Regions from separate parts of the Homo sapiens genome. Here all the other regions are linked to region 1. The links are chromatin contacts, found by Hi-C or POLR2A ChIA-PET in ENCODE. All regions are on one chromosome and are shown on one strand. Each heading gives the region's core, a stretch centred on a gene start or an enhancer-like site at or near the end of the contact. The rest is flanking DNA. Distances are from core to core; before and after follow the strand shown. Region 1 holds the start of SUN2 (Sad1 and UNC84 domain containing 2). Region 2 holds the start of TPTEP2-CSNK1E (TPTEP2-CSNK1E readthrough). Region 3 holds the start of APOBEC3G (apolipoprotein B mRNA editing enzyme catalytic subunit 3G). Region 4 holds the start of APOBEC3D (apolipoprotein B mRNA editing enzyme catalytic subunit 3D).

Region 1 (2,875 bases), core at 130-2,629:
TGCCCCGCCCGTACGGTCCCTACCTGAAGGCTCCAGCTGCCCACACAGGGACTCCTCTTAGCCTCTGTCCTGCTGAAGGAGGTGACACCTTTGCCCAGGGCAGAAACAAGGCAACATGTTTATACCATACCCAAGCTGCCGCTGGGAAGAACTAAATATTCTGATGGAGGTTGAGCGGGGAGTGCTGAAAACTGTCAGCACCCGCCTCCGCCCTCCCAGAACTCCCAGAGATGCCTCTCAGTCTTTCCTGCGGCATCCTGGCATCACAAAACAGTTTACCATTGAGTCTGGGTTTCACAAGATGAAAAAGGTCGAGGCCCCATTCTCCAAAACAAGAAGTGAGCCTCTGGGAGCTGAAATCTACTACTGCGAATCATAATAGACACCACCCCCGCCCCACCTCCTCCCTAACAATCAGTTAGGAAACGCTCATCGGAAAGCATCCTTCCCCACTTCTCAGCTGGGCGACTTCCTTTCTCAATTCCGCCCTTCCCCATCACAAACATCTCCATCCATCTTCAGACTTAAACCAGATCTGGGGCATCTTCCTCGTGACATTTCCACTCCCTGGGCACAGCCAGGCCACACGCCCTTGTGGGACCTGCCAAACGCCCGGTGCTAACTCCCTCTGCCCTCATTCCCACAGGCCAAACCTGCAGAAATTGTCACCAAAGGCGCGCCTCCTGGCTCTCTAAGTCACACCGCGCCCCCCATTGCTTTGTTTTGTTTTGTTTTAGAACTGAACAAAACGGGCCTTCCTCTGAGGCCCTGAGTTCTGACAGGCAGAGGCTGGGAACTGCCTGTCCCTGGAAACGGCCTGTCTGGCACAAAACCCGTAGGCGCTGCCCGGGGCCGGGTTGGGGCAGTCGGCCTTTGCCCTCCTCCTCCCGGGAGGCTGCCCGGGAAGTCCCGCCCGCAGACACCGCCCTCCCGGCTGACCAGTGGCGCGGCAGGCGGGGCGGGGGCCAGGAGGTGAGTCAGGGCGCGGGCCGCGGACCCGGGTGGAGGCTGGATCCGGCCCAGCACGTCCCGGAGAGGAGGAAGCAGGCCTGGCGGCGCGGCCCCGCCCGAGTGGCCCGACGGTGACCCGGGGTCAGGCCGGGCCGCGGCCCCCCAACCCTCTCCTGAGCTCGCCCGCACTCACCTGCTGCCGCGGCGGCTTCTAGCCCGGCCGGGGGCGTCCGAGGCCAGGCCGCCGCCGGGGCGCGCCCCCTTTCCGCGTGGGGATCCCGCGGGCGGCGCTCCGCTCAGGGCGACACAGCGGCCGGGCCCGGGGCGCGCGGGCACGCGAAGAGCGGCGACGCGGGACAAGGCGGGCGGGCGGACAATGCGGCCGGCGGAGGCCCGCGCTGCGCGAGTGGGGCCGGGCGGCGCGCGTGTGGCCGACTCTGTATGTGTGCGCCTGTCAGTCAACGCTGACAGGCCGCAGCCCATTGGTCAGGCCCCGCCGGCCGTCACCGCCCACCGCCGCCACCCATTGGCCGGTTTGAACACAAAGCCCCGGCTCGCCCCGCCCTCGCGTGGGCCCCGCTGCCCTGCGCGCTCAGCCTAGGAGTCCGCGCGTGGGAGGCGCTGGGCGGGCGGGGACCCCGGGCTGCGGGAGGACGCGACGGGAGCCTGTGCTGGGGCTCGGGCTCAGCAGGGCACTGGACTCCCGATCTGGCGGCTCAGAACACCTGAGACAGCTCTGAGCGCTCCCACGCGCGCCTGCAGCCTGGTTCACCAGGCCGGCGTCCGAGGGGAGGGTGGGAGCCCTGGGAGCGGCAGCGCGCGGGTGGCCCTTGGTGCACTCTCGGTGAGGCTGTCGAGGGCTTGCTCAACACCCGGCACCAGTGCCGTTGTCCTCTTAGCCGGCCATTTCTACACCCATTTTTCAGACAAGGAAACAGGTTGCTAATTTGGGGATTCCAGACATGCTGGGAGGCCCTGCCTCTTCCCAAGCTTTACCCAGAGCACCCAAGTTTCACGACAGCTCTTCTATTTTTTGTTTGTTTTAAACAGATTTTCTATTTTATTTAAATAGAGACGAGATCTCACTATGTTTGCCTAGGCTGGTCACGAACTCCTGAGCTCCAGTGATTCTCCCGCCTCGGCTTCCCAAAGTACTAGGATTACAGGTATGAGCCACCGCGCCCGGCCAGCTCTTCTGTTTTAAGGACGGTGCTTGCTGCACTTGAGCTGTGGGAAGGCAGGGCTGGCCACTCATTCTTCTACCTTACTCAGACTTGGAACGAGTGCTCAGCGTTTGAGTAAAATGCTGCCTGACTCCGGGGGTCCTGTTCCTTGGCTCCCCATCCGCCAACTGTACAGATAGAGCAGGTGCACAGCTTGGGATGAATCTCTTTCTGTGCCAGCCCTTCTAAGGGCAGATGAACAGTCGTTATTTTACTTTTAAAGTACCAAGAGGAAACGAGACAAGAATGACAAAATCACCGAGGCAGGAACAGGAAGGCTGTGGGGTCGGAGGATTGAGGAAAGGCAAAACCCTCATGCTAAAGCGGCTTCAGCCCAACTCCAGACAAGAACAGTCCCCTTTCCTGGGCCTCCATTGCCTGCTCTGGAAAGAGAAGAGTCTCCTGCTCTTCCACCCTCCTGGAGACCACGGTGCTGGCCATTATCACTCCTAGGTTTAGACTGCAAGCTCTTTGAGGACATGGACAAGCTCTCCAGAGCCTGGTACCGAGCCTGGCTCTGGTCTGAGTGTCTGCTGGATGGAGCAATGAAAGGAGAATTCAAATCAGACGTAGGGGCAGCATCCAGGTAGGGGAAGGGCCTCTCTGACTCCTCATCTCTGGGATGCGCAACTCCAGAATTCTGTCCTAACCACTTCTATGGAGTTGCCACATCCTACCTCCTCCATTGCACAGCCTGCTTC
Region 2 (2,875 bases), core at 105-2,604, 360 kb before region 1:
CTAGCATTTCAATCCTTCCTGCCCTTTAGAGTTCCCAGTTCTGCTTCCAGCTGCCTTTGGGTGTTCCACTACAATTGAGTTGTAAAGATATTCTTTAAGTGTTTATAGAACATTAAGACTTAAGAAAAATCTTTAAAATTAGAGGAGGGAAAAAAAAGCCACCTTATCGCACACATCCAGGAAACGCAGCCCCGTGCATCCCTGCTCAGGGATAAGCAGGCGCCCCAGGACTCCCGGGGACAGATTTTTGGGCACCCGAGGGAGTCACCCGGCGCACCTCGGGGTCCGCGGAGAGGCCCAGCCCCTCCCGCGGTCCCTTAGACGCGCCCTCCGCCTGGCCCGTGTGGACCGTCCCGGCCATTGTTTACGGGGGAAGCCTGTCCCGACGCATTGTTTTGGCCATTTCCAACTTCCCCCGGCCCTTCCCGGGGTATCGCGGGGGACCCTACGCCAACGTCCCCCCTCCGCCCGCGCCCCAAGGGCCGACTGGGCAAATTGGGAGACCCGCCCCGCGGGGCGACCCAACTTTTCGGAACAGCCCCCCACCGCCCACCCCCGCAGACCCCCGGACCCCCGCTCCCGGCGGAGATTCAGGGAACCCCGCACCCCAAGCCCTTCTGAATCGTGCGGCGTGAGTGTGACGGCCAAGAGCGGATGCAGCCCGGGATCGCCCGCACCTTCCCGCCAGCGGAAGCGCAGGAGCCGGCTGGGGAGGGGGCGCCCTAGAAAGAGCAGCTAGAAAGCTGAGACGGGGAACTGAGGTCATCCTGGGGGGGGACAAGACAACGAGAGCCGGGCGCCTCGGGGGCGGCGCGGGAGCCTCCGCAGGACCAGGCGGGCGCCCCGGCTGGCGCGGGCGGGGGGCGCCCCCCTTTACCTGTGGCTCCGGCCCCTCGGCCATTTCCTCGCGCGGCGGCTGCCGGGACTGAGCTGACTCCACTCGGGCCGGCCGGGTTTGAAAGAGGAGGAGCGGGCGCGGAGGGGAGGGGGCGGGGAGGGCGGAGGGAGGGAGGCCTCGCGCAGTTTTCTCGGCCTTTTGTGCGGACACCTCCCGGATTCCGCGCCCGCACCCGGCCCCCCAAAAGACACGGGGAGCCGCAAGCGAGGGGTGCAGCCATCTGCCGAGGCGCCTAGTGCCTTCGCGCCTCCAAGACCCCCAACAAAAAAGGAGCGTCCCGCACCCCCACCCCCGCCCGGAGGATTTAGGGGCCGGGCTCACCTCGGGCGCGGGGCTAAGTGCAGGCGCGGGGGGGGTCCCTAGAGCCGCCAGGGCGCGGCGCGTCCGGCGCTGGGGGACTGTTGGGTCAGAAAGTGTTCAGGGAGCAGCTGCTGCGCCCTCCCTCGGCCCGCCGCTCGGAGACGCCCCGCCCCGCCCCACCCCGCCCCCGCGCCCACGTGACTAGCATAGGCCCGCCCCCGCTCCGCCCCCCGCCACAGACTCCGCCTCCGGGACGCGAGCGAGCGGCGAGCGCGCGCACTCCCAGTTATCGCTCGGCGACTCCCGCGCACGCACGCGCCGTGCCACCCTCCCCGCGCCCCCCGCCCCATACCCCTACTCCCGCCATCCGATTTAACGTGGCGGGCGAGCGCCGCGGCGGTAGCCGTGACAGGTACCCGGCGGGGGGGGCGGGGGGGGCCGCGAGGGTGTGCGCAGGCGCAGACCCGGGTCCCGTCCCCGCCGCCCCCTCCTCTGCAAGGTGTGCCCGGGCGAGGGGAGGGGCCCGCGGCCCGAACTCCTGGGTCACCCCGAATTACAAACAAAACCTTAACGCCGTTGCTCGCGGGTTAGAAGGCAGCTGTGCGCGAAAAACACCTCAGATTTTCTTCAAGCGTGAGGAAGGTCGAGAAGATAAAGTTTTTAAATGAGTATCTTCAGAAAGCTATTTAATTGTTCTGATTTTTTTTTTTCTGAAAGGACTGGGCTTGCGCTATTCTAACTTGAGATTTCTAAACTTAGACTAGGTTCCAAGAATCTACTTGGTTTTGATAGAAATCCATTTGGAGGAAACCGGGGACAAAAAAAAACAAAAAACCGCTACCCTTTCCCCTCCTCCCTACGCACAACTCATTTAAATCGTTTCCCAACTGTTTTTTTTTTCTTACTGAAAAAAAGGACAAAAAAAATCCTGATTCCTAAGGCCTGTGATATTTCCCCATTTTAAGTAAGCCTCGAGGAACCACAGACATAACAAACATATCCACAATTTTTCTACCCCAAAATGCAAACTAATGCAAATGTGAAATGGATCTATGCAAGTCGCTACCAACAAAATAGCCAAATATTTGTTTTTTTACTGGCCTTCGGCATATCCAAAATGAAAAAACTTTAAAACACATCAAGAAAAGCATTTAAAATATCTATTTCCTAAATCAAAAGAAAGAACGCACTACAGAAACGATCCGGAGCTGGTGAGCAATGCAATCTTAATAAATAGGAAAAGGAATTTGAGAAGACAGCTCAGCAAAGGGGAAGAATTTGCCAAGTGTCATGTTTTGCTGTCATTTTATATATAACTACTAACCCCCCATATGGTCTGGTTAGTCTTTTTTAAAAAGGAAGCCAATCAATTACTCACAATTAATTAGCAGTGCCGGTAGATTCTTAGGCCAGCACTAAAAAACTAAATTGGGTGAATTTTTTTTCACTCAAGTCCACTGATATTGATCACTTTTAGTATTAGGAGTCCTTTTCTGACAAAAGATGAATACCTATCTTTAAAATATATTTTTTAATCTTATTGTCACATTCTAAAACACAGTCCAAAAACACTTCATAAACAAGAAACTTCATTTAACTTTATGAAAACAAATGACTATGAGCCTTGCTACACAACAAAGAAACTATGAACAAGTGCAACCAGGTTGAGCCTTTAAG
Region 3 (2,875 bases), core at 1-2,500, 320 kb after region 1:
TTAAGGTTGGTTAATCAGTTAAGGGAGAAACTGGCTGTTTCACTTCTTTTGTGTTTTTTTGGCTGTTCCAGACTTCTTGGCTGCTGCAGGCCATCTGGATGTATATGTGCAGTTCACAGGGGTCACAATGGCTTAGCTCTGGCTCAGCGGCCTGACACTGACCTCAGATGATCCACCTGCCTCGGCCTCCCAAAATGCTGGGATTACAGGTGTGAGCCACTGTGCCCGCCTGGGATCATATGTTACACGCATGTTTGTTCAATAAGCATGGAGTGCAGCCACCCACATGAATATTCATAGCTCCTCCTGTAGCCTGTTCAATATGTATGTTTAGCTAACCCCTTCAGCATAAAGCTCCTGCCCCAACCCCTCCTGCTTCTAAATGTCTGTCTCTGGTGTTAACCAGAGGCTGCTCTTCCCAGGCTGCTGGATGGCTACCTTGCAGGCTGTCACCCTTAACAAGAAATAAAGTGTCATTTGCAAATGCATCCCTTGTGTAATTTGTAGGTCACCACGCCATGGGAACACGCTACCAGGGGAAGGGAGCTGTGAGACGCGCAGGGAGGCTCCAGACAGGCTGGCCTGGGACACCAGCCGCTGCCCTTCCATAACATGGGGACAAGAGAGGGCAAAAGTTCAGCCCACCACGGAGGATCTCCGGGCAGGAGATGGGGAAGAAGGAGAAGCAGGAAGGAAAGAGCTCAGTGTGGGGGCGCGCATGGCATCCCGGTGGGACATCTGAGGCCCACACCCACCTGCTGTCCCTCCCTCCCACGGTGGCCTCCGAGGGTGACGGCCTGGGGGGAGGCAGACGCCTGGCCATTTACTCTCCCTCCCTGTCCCCATGGCCGCTGGGTGGGGGCCGTCTCTGGGATGATCCCCGAGGGCAGGATCCGGGAGTCCCTGCGGAGGCATCAGCCTGTCTGTCTTGATGGTGGAGAGGAGGCTCCAGCTGGGCGGGACCACCAGGGGAGGGGCTTGTGCTCTGCTGGCTCAGCCTGGTGTGGACCCACCTCCCGGGCGCTGGCTGCAATGACTTTCTCTTTCCCTTTGCAATTGCCTTGGGTCCTGCCGCACAGAGCGGCCTGTCTTTATCAGAGGTCCCTCTGCCAGGGGGAGGGCCCCAGAGAAAACCAGAAAGAGGGTGAGAGACTGAGGAAGATAAAGCGTCCCAGGGCCTCCTACACCAGCGCCTGAGCAGGAAGCGGGAGGGGCCATGACTACGAGGCCCTGGGAGGTCACTTTAGGGAGGGCTGTCCTAAAACCAGAAGCTTGGAGCAGAAAGTGAAACCCTGGTGCTCCAGACAAAGATCTTAGTCGGGACTAGCCGGCCAAGGATGAAGCCTCACTTCAGGTACCGCTGCCCGCTCTACCCACTGGGCCCCTCTGCTGCCCCTTCTTGCCTGGTGGCTCTGCTGGGCGTCAGCCCTGGCCTTCCCCTGCCCCAGCCCCAGCCCTGGGCTCCCTCCCCTCTGACTCCCCTGCACCCCCTACTCCCAGCCAGGCTCCTTGCCCTGCTGTGTTGTCGCCCCACTGCTGCTTCTGAATGGGCCGCCTCCCCCATCTGTCCCAGCCCAGGTCCCCTGCTGAGACTCTCCCCTGAAAGTCATGGCTGGGGTGGTGCTCCCGGCCCTGGGAGGGTGCTCCCTCTGTGTGCTTCCCGCCATTCCTGAACTCTGGAACTGGGAGAATTGAACCAAAGGATGAGTAGAGCAAGGTGGAATTTTGTTCACAGGGCTTTGATGGATTTTCTGTAAGATTTACTTTGCTTAAATACCAAGTCTTAGGAGAGGGTGTGGGGAGGGAATGGTCTCTGAAGCACAGGATAAATCATGTCTTCCAAGGATGTCTCCACTGTGGGCAGAGGAGGATGCAGATGACCCCAAACACACGCTCCTCCTCCACTATCAGCATTCACTGTTTATAAATGACACCAGTAACATGGAATATAGTGGCCGGGTGCGGTGGCTCACACCTGTCATCCCAGCACTTTGGGAGGCTGAGGTGGGCGGATCGCCTGCGGTCAGGAGTTCAAGACCAGCCTGACCAGCATGGATAAACCCTGTCTCTACTAAAAATGCAAAATTAGCTGGGTGTGGTGGCGGGCGCCTGTAATCGCAGCTACTTGGGAGTCTGAGACAGGAGAATCCATTGAACCCAGGAGGCGGAGTTTGCAGTGAGCTGAGGTCGCCCCATTGCACTCCAGCCTGGGCAACAAGAGCAAAACTTCGTCTTGAAAGAAAAAAAAACAAAAACAAAAGAAAAAACATGGAATATATGGGAAAAAAACTCAATGATCAGGAGGAATGTTGTTATTTTAAAATTTAGTAAGAAGAGAGCCCGGTCCCCAATGGCTGCCTCCTGCAGGGCCAGTGATACAGAGACTGGACAGGGCTGGCCTGGAAAGGGGCCCCCACTCCATTTGTCCCCAGCTCTGTGGCCTGGGCAGGTTACCCCGCCTCTCTGCGCGTCTGGCCCCTCCTCTGTAAGACGGGAATGGCCCCTGCCAGCCTAGGGCAGCCTCACATGAGCTCACCCCCGCGCAGCACTTAGAAGACTGGCCTGGGCCTCAGAATTCGGTTCTACCATGATTTAACAATAATAATATACAGAGGTGAAATGTCAGGAAGGAACTGAGCTGAAAGGTTAAAAGCTGTTATTTTGGGGTGAAGAGTTTTATTCTGTCTCTCTCTCTCTTTTTTTTTGAGACGGAATTTCGCTCTTGTCGCCCAGGCTGGAGTGTAGTGGCGCGATCTTGGCTCACTACAGTCTCCGCCGAAATTCTCAGGGGAGGGGAGGGATGGGGGAGGCCTAGAGCCGTCCAGGGGGCTGTGTTTAGTGGACATCAGCCCGGAGGGCCCCCAGGAGTGCTCTC
Region 4 (2,875 bases), core at 143-2,642, 270 kb after region 1:
GTCCTCTGTGGCCTTTCCTCTATGCACACGCACCTCTGGGATCTCTCTGCCTCCAAATATCATCTTTTTTTTTTTTTTTTTTTTTTTTGAGACAGAGTGTTGCTCCTCTTGTCCAGGCTGGAATGCAATGGCACAATCTGGACTCACTGCAACCTCCGCCTCCCGAGTTTAAGCGATTCTTCTGCTTCAGCCTCCCGAGTAAAAGGCATGCATCACCACACCTGGTTAATTTTGTAGTTTTAGTAGAGATGGGGTCTCACCATGTTGGCCAGACTGGTCTCGAACTCCTGACCTCAGGTGATCCGCCTGTCTCAGCCTCTCCAAGTGCTGGGATTACAGGCATCAGCCACTATGCCCGGCTGGGATCATATGTTCCACACATGTTTGTTCAATAAGCATGGACTGCAACCACCTACATGAATATTCATAGCTCCTCCTGTAGCCTGTTGAATATGTATGTTTAGCCAACCTCTTCAGCATAAAGCTCCTGCCCAAACCCCTCCTGCTCCTAAATGTCTGTCTCTGGTGTTAACCAGAGGCTGCTCTTCCCAGGCTGCTGGATGGCTACCTTGCAGGCTGTCACCCTTAACAAGAAATAAAGTGTCCTTTGCAAATGCATCCCTTGTGTAATTTGTAGGTCACCGCGCCATGGGAACACGCTACCATGGGAAGGGAGCTGTGAGACGCGCAGGGAGGCTCCAGACAGGCTGGCCTGGGACACCAGCCGCTGCCCTTCCATAACATGGGGACAAGAGAGGGCAAAAGTTCAGCCCAACACGGAGGATCTTCGGGCAGGAGATGGGGAAGAAGGAGAAGCAGGAAGGAAAGAGCTCAGTGTGGGGGCGCGCATGGCATCCCGGTGGGACATCTGAGGCCCACACCCACCTGCTGTCCCTCCCTCCCACGGTGGCCACCGAGGGTGAAGGCCTGGGGGGAGGCAGACGCCTGGCCCTTTACTCTCCCTCCCTGTCCCCATGGCCGCTGGGTGGGGGCCGTCTCTGGGATGATCCCCGAGGGCAGGATCCGGGAGTCCCTGCAGAGGCATCAGCCTGTCTGTCTTGATGGTGGAGTGGCGGCTCCAGCTGGGCGGGACCACCAGGGGAGGGGCTTGTGCTCTGCTGGCTCAGCCTGGTGTGGACCCACCTCCCGGGCGCTGGCTGCAATGACTTTCTCTTTCCCTTTGCAATTGCCTTGGGTCCTGCCGCACAGAGCGGCCTGTCTTTATCAGAGGTCCCTCTGCCAGGGGGAGGGCCCCAGAGAAAACCAGAAAGAGGGTGAGAGACTGAGGAAGATAAAGCGTCCCAGGGCCTCCTACACCAGCGCCTGAGCAGGAAGGGGGAGGGGCCATGACTACGAGGCCCTGGGAGGTCACTTTTTTTTTTTTTTTTTTTGAGAGGAAGCCTCGCTCTCTCACCCAGGCTGGAGTGCAGTGGCAGGAACTTGGCTCACTGCAACCTCCGCTTCCCAGGTTCAAGTGATTCTCCTGCCTCAGCCTCCAGAGTAGCTGGGATTACAGGCGCACGTCACCACACCTGGCTAATTTTTGTATTTTTAGTAGAGACGGGGTTTCTCCATGTTGGTCAGGCTGGTCTCGAACTCCTGACCTCGTGATCCGCCCGCCTCGGCCTCCCAAAGTGCTGGGATTACAGGCGTGAGCCACCGTGCCCGGCCGGGAGGTCACTTTAAGGAGGGCTGTCCAACTGCAAGGAGCCGCAAGCAGGAAGTGAAACCACAGCACTTCAAAAAAAGAGGGAGACTGGGACAAGCGTATCTAAGAGGCTGAACATGAATCCACAGATCAGGTACCGCTGCCCACTATGTCCGCAGGGCCCCTCCGGCCCCTTCCTTCTGGTGGTCCTGCTGGGCCTCAGCCCTGGCCTCCCCCTGCCCCAGCCCCAGCCCTGGACTTCCTTCCCTCTGGCTTCCCTGCCGCCCCCACTCCCAGCCAGACTCCTTGCCCTGCTGTGTGGTCGCCCCACTGCTGCTTCTGAATGGGCCACCTTCCCCACCTGCCACAGTCCAGGCCCCCTCCTGAGACTCTTCCCTGAAAGTCATGGCCAGGCCGGTGCTCCCTGCCCTGAGAGGGTGCTCCCTCTGTGTGCTTCCCACCATTCCTGAGCTCAGGAACTGGGAGAATTGAACCAAAGGATGACTGGGGCAATCAGGCATTTTGTTCTCAGTGCTTTGATGAACTTTCTGTAAGATTTACTTTGTTTAAATACAAAGTCTTAGGAGAGGGTGTGGGGAGGGAATGGTCTCTGAAGCACAAGATAAATCACATCGTCCAAGGATGACTCCACAGTCAGCAGATGTCCCCAGACAGGTTCCACTCCAAGGTCACTCTTCATCTTTTAGAACATGACCAGTAACATGGAATGTGAGAAAGAACGCGATGATCAGGAGAAATGCTCTTATTTTAAATTTAGTGAAAAGAGAGCCCAGTCCCCAACAGCTTTCTCCTGCAGGGCCCGTGATGCAGAGGCTGCACAGGGCTGGCCTGGAAAGGGGCCCCTGCTCCAACTGTCCCCAGCTCTGTGGCCTGGGCAGGTTACCCCACCTCTCTGTGCCTCTGACCCCTCCTCTGTAAGATGGGAATGGTCCCTGCAGGCCTAGGGCAGCCTCACATGAGCCCACCCCCACGCAGCACTTAGAAGAGAGGCCTGGGCCTCAGAATTCGGTTCTACCATGATTTTAAAATAATGTTAACACGCAGAGTGAAACATCAGGAAGGAATTGAGCTGAAAGGTTAAAAGCTATCTTTTAAGGGTGAAGAGTTTTATTCTCTTTTGCATTTTCCTAATGGGTTGGGGAGTGGGTGGGCAGAAATACTGAGAGGGTGGGGAATATACCCCTGGAAAGGCCAGAGTTGGGCCCG

Evidence for each region. A loop is a pair of places that touch in the nucleus more often than their neighbours do. ChIA-PET counts read pairs that join two places held with the same protein, here RNA polymerase II (POLR2A). Pooled maps may share reads with other maps.
Region 2: a pooled map shows a loop between it and region 1 (9-fold over the local background). The contact joins the promoter of TPTEP2-CSNK1E here to the promoter of SUN2 in region 1. A Hi-C loop is called at or near these places in 3 of 37 single-sample maps with no recorded cell type and 7 of 50 pooled maps. POLR2A ChIA-PET finds 5 or more read pairs at or near these places in 1 of 52 experiments (activated T-cell).
Region 3: a loop to region 1 is called in a pooled map, with 5 times the contacts of the local background. The contact joins the promoter of APOBEC3G here to the promoter of SUN2 in region 1. A Hi-C loop is called at or near these places in 4 of 37 single-sample maps with no recorded cell type and 3 of 50 pooled maps. POLR2A ChIA-PET finds 5 or more read pairs at or near these places in 5 of 52 experiments (H1, PC-9, WTC11 and 2 more).
Region 4: a pooled map shows a loop between it and region 1 (4-fold over the local background). The contact joins the promoter of APOBEC3D here to the promoter of SUN2 in region 1. A Hi-C loop is called at or near these places in 3 of 37 single-sample maps with no recorded cell type and 4 of 50 pooled maps. POLR2A ChIA-PET finds 5 or more read pairs at or near these places in 3 of 52 experiments (Panc1, WTC11 and activated CD8-positive, alpha-beta memory T cell).

Annotation. Positions count from the first base shown.
Region 1 is chr22:38,754,619-38,757,493 of GRCh38, forward strand. SUN2 (Sad1 and UNC84 domain containing 2) reads right to left here and starts at 1,380. Exons shown (of 18, transcript NM_015374.3): 1 at 1,145-1,380. RefSeq lists enhancers at 194-263, 2,522-2,661 and silencers at 754-1,103, 1,214-1,763.
Region 2 is chr22:38,397,561-38,400,435 of GRCh38, forward strand. It overlaps TPTEP2-CSNK1E (TPTEP2-CSNK1E readthrough), which reads right to left and starts at 1,355. Exons shown (of 15, transcript NM_001289912.2): 1 at 878-1,355. It also overlaps the pseudogene TPTEP2. RefSeq lists an enhancer at 84-867 and a silencer at 1,133-1,412.
Region 3 is chr22:39,076,025-39,078,899 of GRCh38, forward strand. It overlaps APOBEC3G (apolipoprotein B mRNA editing enzyme catalytic subunit 3G), which reads left to right and starts at 1,251. Exons shown (of 8, transcript NM_021822.4): 1 at 1,251-1,354. The coding sequence starts at 1,338. RefSeq lists enhancers at 1,005-1,054, 1,065-1,144.
Region 4 is chr22:39,019,735-39,022,609 of GRCh38, forward strand. It overlaps APOBEC3D (apolipoprotein B mRNA editing enzyme catalytic subunit 3D), which reads left to right and starts at 1,393. Exons shown (of 7, transcript NM_152426.4): 1 at 1,393-1,802. The coding sequence starts at 1,786. It overlaps APOBEC3C (apolipoprotein B mRNA editing enzyme catalytic subunit 3C), which reads left to right. Exons shown (of 4, transcript NM_014508.3): 4 at 1-618. RefSeq lists enhancers at 155-995, 747-1,256, 996-1,834, 1,835-2,674.